Regions from separate parts of the Mus musculus genome. Here region 2 is linked to region 1. A link is a contact called in ENCODE Hi-C or POLR2A ChIA-PET data. All regions are on one chromosome and are shown on one strand. Each heading gives the region's core, a stretch centred on a gene start or an enhancer-like site at or near the end of the contact. The rest is flanking DNA. Distances are from core to core; before and after follow the strand shown. Region 1 holds the start of Esyt3 (extended synaptotagmin-like protein 3). Region 2 holds the start of Nme9 (NME/NM23 family member 9).

Region 1 (3,080 bases), core at 180-2,679:
AATGTCTTGAGGAATGGGTTCCATAGGGAATCATTAGAGCAACATAGGGTTAAATTCTGTTTACCAGCCTTTGTCTGTAGGACTTCTCAGAAACTTTAGTAAGATTTGAATGCAGCGGACTCTTCAAAGGCACTTGGAAGGAGGGGCTTTGTGGTTGATATCCCAGGGTAGCCTGAGAAGAAGATGACCAAGAGCAGAGGAAGGAGATTCAGGTATTCTGACCTCCGGCAGCATTCCCATTGTTGTAAAACCTTACTCTGATAAATAAGTTTTTGGAGATTTATTCTTAATTTAAAATTATATGTATGAATGTGGTATCCAAGACCATCCCCTGGAGCTGGAGTTATTTGAACTTGGCGAGCCTCTTGTATGTGCTGGGACCTGAATTAGTGTCCTCTGCTTGAGCAGTAAGAGTTCTAGCCGAGGAGCCATCTCTCCAACCCCTTGCAGCAAGTAATTTTATCCAGAGGAAGAGATAGGAAGCGGGGAAGGGTGCAAGAAAGAGAACACACTCATCTTTTGATTGTTCATGGGGCTAAGCCTTTCAACGATTGTGGAAAGAGAATGAAATTACCCCAAATCAGGCCTGTTCTCCTCTTGACTCTGTCTCACCATCCGTCCATTTCTGTGATCTCCTGTATAGGCGCCTACAATCTGTGCCATCCGCAAGGTGAGTCACTGTCTGAATTTACGGAGCCTTGCTTCTCTTGGTCTGATCGTTCGGCCTGGGCGACACGAAAGCAGAAGGCTCATAGATTCCGAAGCACCTCAAGGCTGGCTTCCTCTTTCTTTTTCCATTCGCAGGTCGCTTGCCCTCTCTGGGTGCACCAAGAGAGAGTAAATGACTATGAGTGAAGATGGCCGGTTTCCTGGACGCTCCCAGTCCCAGAAAGGAAAGGCACTGACCAACTCCCCTGCAGACAGGGTTTTTAAAATGACGCTGAGGATGGGAGTGGGGGTGGGGTAGAGAATGGTCCCTAAGCTCAGTTTGACTGTGCTGGGAGCTGGGTCCAGATGGCTTAAGTAACAAATAGTTTAAGAGAGAAAAGCAAGGCTTTAAGGACCAGCTGGGAGTGGTCCCAGACTTTGGGTCAGATCCAACGCAGTGCTGGCCTAGGACACCCCGCAAAAAGTCCAGATGATACTGTGTGTAAGGAACAGGTTTTAGGTGATGTTTACCCGTGTTGGGTTGATGTGAAGAGTAACGCTTAGCTCACCCCAAATGACAACTGCACCCCTTCTGTTGACATTTATGCCAGACAGTGGGATCCCAGGATGCCCTCAAGGCCTCATCGGGTTGACCCCGCCCCTTTTCACCTGGGCACGCCCCTGGTGGCGGAGACTTCCGGATTTCCCTGCCTGCCAGAGCTCCACCCCTCTGGCCTTATGCCCAGACTCCGCAGTCCGGAGCTGGTAGAACCCGAGCTCAGAGCTTGGAGAGGCTGGCGGAGCAGGAGCTGCGCGGCTGCGGAGTCCTCGTGCCTTGAGGACAGATGTGCGCCGGCATAGGGGGTGCACCAACCTGAGCTGGGGTGAAGCTTCTAGAGAGGACAAGCCGGCGACAGCGAGATGCAGCCGGAGGAGCCCTGCGCCCCGAGCGCGCCCGGCGGTCCTGACGTCCCGGAGAGAGGCCAGCGCTCGCGGGACCCCGGACCGCGCCTGTCGGGCCAGCTACTGCCCGAGCTCTACAGCTTCGTGGCGCGCGTCCTTTTCTACCTGGCACCGGTCTACCTGGCGGGCTACCTGGGGCTCAGCGTCACCTGGCTGCTGCTTGGCGCCCTGCTCTGGATGTGGTGGCGCCGGAACCGCCGCGGGAAGCTGGGGCGCTTGGAGGCCGCCTTCGAATTCCTGGAGCACGAGCGCGAGTTCATCAGCCGTGAGCTGCGGGGCCAGCATTTGCCAGCCTGGGTAAGCCGGGCCCGGCGGAGGGCTGTGGGTTTCCGAGGGGGGAGCTGGGGCGTACTCCCGGGTCTTCACGCAAGGGCCGGGCTTCAGAGAAGAGTCGGAGGTGGGACACACCCAGGATCAAAACTGGGCGTCCAGGACTCCGCAAAGTTGCTCGCGTAGGAAACAGGGCGCTTCTTCCACCCGCCTGTTGATTTAAGAACTAGCGAAGGGCGTGACACGTATATAGACACATACAGCAGTGACAGGAGCACAGGGCTCTGGTCGCCTTCAGCCGAGAGCTGGCAGGAGTGCTCCGCAGAGCAAGCCGGGATACTGCGTGGACCACTGTCCTCTCCCTTCTTATGCCATGGGCTTGAGCGGGCCGTGTGCACACTCGTAGTCCAGAGACAAACCCGCTTCCTGGTGGCGGTTGGCATGGCTATGGTTTCTCAAATGCATCTGGTCCTGAGAACCCCACCTGGTTCACGTAAAAACAAAATCTGTACCCCCAGCTTAATTCCTCGGGTGGGGAACAAGGACGTTTAGGATTGGATGTTTCGCAAACATTGACCAAAGGAGTCCGTTTCAGAGGGTTAGTGTGTGACAGATCTGCCCCCTGGAGCTGGAGGCTTCTGCTTCCCTGAGTATCTTGTATCTCAGACTCCCAGGGGAGATATGCGGAGGCCCCCCCAGACTCCTAATTTCGGCTGGCTTGAATGTTTTGCGTGTGGCCTGAACTCTAAAACGCAGCTGAATCTATGAGCATCACACCTGTCTGTGATTGAGAAGAGAACGTTAGCATGGCTTATTAATCTCATTTGGAAATTAAGTCTTGCCTGTATGTAGTTTGTTAAGGCCATTGCAGCAAAGTACCACAGATGTGGTGGTTTGGACAACAGAAACTTAGTATCCTGTAGGTGATTAGTTCAAGATCACCATATCTAGGGGTCCATTCTGAGTCTGCTATCTCTCTCTCTCTTCTGCCCGCGGCTGACTTCTGACTTCCCTCTGTGTACCTGTGCCCAAGTGTTTATTTTGCATACAAGAGTATCAAGGCATTCAAATCCATTCTAATGAGCTTATTTAAACTTAGATCTGTCAAGATGTTCTCTAATGCAGTCACATTCTGAGGTTCTGGGACACAGAACACGTGCATTTTGGGAGAGAAGGTTCGGTTTATCCCATAGCACTAA
Region 2 (3,080 bases), core at 328-2,827, 98 kb before region 1:
GGGAAACCTAGGATGTGCTCTGGAAAGCCGTCTCAGCTCAGGACACATCTGTGGAAACAGTAAAGGAAGGGGTTGGAAAGGAGTGGGGTTTTTGAGAGAGGGAGTGCTCTTGAATGCTGAGGAGTCATGGAGAGATGTAGATAAAGGAGGATAACAGGATGCAGAGTTGCCTGGAGGAGAGGAAGGAACCACGGGCAGGAGATCATGGTCAATTCTAAGACGCCAGCCTCCTGGGGTACACACCATCATATCAGGCCCAGACCTTTCGAGTGGGCTGGATCTCATGATGGGCTTCTAATAAGCACAATAGAGTATGGATCTGACTTCTAAGTTAACAAAGGCTGACTCACAGCGGTGGTCTCTCAGTGCCCAGTCTGGAGCAAGCAAGTTACCATGATGTGAGAAGCCTCACACAGAAACCAATGGCAAGAAATCACATCTTCGGCCAACAGCCAGTGAGGATGTGAACCCTGCTGGCAACCACTGAGTGAGCTCGATCCACCAACAGCCGTATAAAAAGAGCTCGGAAGCAAGCAAGCCTGCCTCGAAGCGAAAATCTATCCATGACACAGAAACAGCCTTGGTAAAGCCTCCGGGGCCAGAAGCACTCAGCTGGACTGCACTTCATCCAAGAACTGCAGGTACTGGAAGGTAGCCCGTGTTTAAGCCACTATTGCTTGGGTAAAGTGTTACCCAGCAGTGGTAACTGATACAAAGAAGATAGCTGTGGACAATGATTGTGCAGTCCCTGGTTGGTTCCAGTTAGTTCTCTGTGATGTCTAATTCTCCACCCTGGGAGTTCCAGGAAAGCCCATTTTCCCTTCAGAAACATTCTCCTTTTGTGCATCAGATTATTAAGGTTCTCTGTGCCTGGTCATGCAACTGAGTACAGCAATCAGCTCTAAACCAAGAGAAGAACCCTTGTACCTGACAGTACTGACTCATTCAATGAGCTGAGTTTACTGATGCCCAACTATATGAAGTACAATGGACGGTACCTGGTATTCTCAGGGACTCTGCTTCAAGACACCAGTGGGCAATAGAAGCTGGATGGGACTGGAGCTGATACAAGCATTTCAAGGACTGAGACAGCCAGTTTGATAACTGGTTTCTAAAAGAATAATGAGCAAGTGATACGCACAACGTAGGGAGGGCACGAAATTTTAAAATGATGTACTTATACTTTTGGAATTTTCCGTGGGACTCTGCAGGTAACTGAACGGGAGAGTGAAGACACAAAGAAGGTGGACCACTGTGCACACAGACACAAAGAAGTCAGCTGGTTCCTTTTCTGTTTGTACATTTTGAAACAGAGTCACGGTAGCCCAAGCTAGCCTCAGACTTGCCGTGTGGACCTTGAACTCTGGTCAGTCTGCTTCCAGCTCCCAAACGCTGGGGTTATAGGCATAAGCCACCATCCCTGGCTAATGTAGCCCTAGAGACTGAGACCCAGGCTTACAACAATACCACCCACAGTAGCCCCTTCTCCACATGCATCATTGAACGGTTTCGAAAAGAATGGCTTAGGGGAAGTGGCTTCATTTAGAATCACCAGTCAGTCCTTTAGAGCCGAGCATTTCTTCCCAAAGCTCCTGGGTGTTGATGTTGACCTGCGGCCAGAGAGGATCAAAAGCATTGTCAGTAGGGGCAGAGATGGCTCTCTCTCTCTCTGCAATATTCCCAAATGCAGTTCTAAATGACTTCTGTTGGCAATCTTCTTTCTTTCTCCCGCCCCCCATATGACAGGAAAAATAATTAACCTACAAAAAATGTGTGCCATCCTCAGACATTAAAAGTGTTGCATGTATTTGTGCAGGAATCATAGAGGAGGCTGCTTTGTGTTAAAAGAAGCAGCAGCATAGTACAGCTCCCTTTGTAGCTATGTTCAGTCAGTGTCAGAAATTATGGAGTTTTTCTCCATTCACTCACATTTTTCTTATTTATAAAGAGTCCTGATATATATATATATATATATATATATATATATATATATATATGTGTGTGTGTGTGTGTGTGTGTGTGTGTGTGTGTGTATACATATACATATACATATATATATATATGAGATATGGCATACAAGGGAAATGAATATTATTATCCCTCTCCTCTACTCCCTTATTATGTGTATATATGCTACACACACATATAAACATACACACACACATATATATATACATATACATATATATATAGCACATCTTTATTTTAAAGCATTTTTAAAATTACAAAACAATAACATGTACCTGAAAGTATGATATAGGGGATGGAGAGATGGCTCGACAGTTAAGAGCACTAGCTGCTCCTCCAGAGGTCCAGAGTTCAATTCCCAATAAACAACATGGCAGCTCACAACCAACTATGATGAGATCTGATGTCCTCTCTGACATGCAGCCATACACACAGAGCACCCATAAATAAATCTTTTTAAAAAGCAAGTTACCATATATAGAATATCTTGGGGGTGCTTTTTAGTTATCTGAAAGTAAACTATCAATCTGACATCCCATCACCCCTGAACAATGAATGCGGGGAGGGGGACTGGGAGATGGCTCAATAAAGGGCTTACTGTCCAAGTATGAGGACCTAAGTTTGGATCCTTGGCACCTATGTAAACAGTGGAGAATGGCTGTGTGTGTCTGGAGATAGAGACAGGAAGATCCCGGGAGCCCCTGGAGCTCACTGGCCAGTCCTTCTAGCTTGTTACATCTGGGCAGACAGGAAACTGAGACAAGTCTGGAAGTGGGTGCTGAGCTATAGAACCCTCAATGCCTATCCTGACTGGCTTATACGTGCCAAAGGTGTCCCGTGTCGTAAAGGCCCCAGAACCTACTATAATGCCACCATTGGCTTGAGGGCATGCGTTCAAATGCAGGGGCCTATGGGATGAAACGGGGAGATTCAGGTCCAGCTACAGGCCCTACTTCACAAGGAAGAGAAGCAACTGAGAAAGACATCCTGACTTCAACCTCTGGCAGACACATGCACTGGTACAGGTGTGTGCCTAAATGTGTGTGCGTGCACACACACACACACACACACACACACACACACACACACACACAGTAGAATCATGCTACAAA

Evidence for each region. Hi-C counts contacts between places; a loop is a spot of excess contacts on that map. ChIA-PET counts read pairs that join two places held with the same protein, here RNA polymerase II (POLR2A).
Region 2: a map of mouse embryonic stem cell shows a loop between it and region 1 (2.1-fold over the local background). The contact joins the promoter of Nme9 here to the promoter of Esyt3 in region 1. A Hi-C loop is called at or near these places in 1 of 37 maps with a recorded cell type or tissue (mouse embryonic stem cell). POLR2A ChIA-PET finds 5 or more read pairs at or near these places in 1 of 5 experiments (embryonic stem cell).

What each region holds. Positions count from the first base shown.
Region 1 is chr9:99,356,879-99,359,958 of GRCm38, reverse strand. It overlaps Esyt3 (extended synaptotagmin-like protein 3), which reads left to right and starts at 1,429. Exons shown (of 23, transcript NM_177775.3): 1 at 1,429-1,908. The coding sequence starts at 1,570.
Region 2 is chr9:99,454,740-99,457,819 of GRCm38, reverse strand. It overlaps Nme9 (NME/NM23 family member 9), which reads right to left and starts at 1,577. Exons shown (of 10, transcript NM_001165957.1): 1 at 1,553-1,577. The coding sequence starts at 1,577.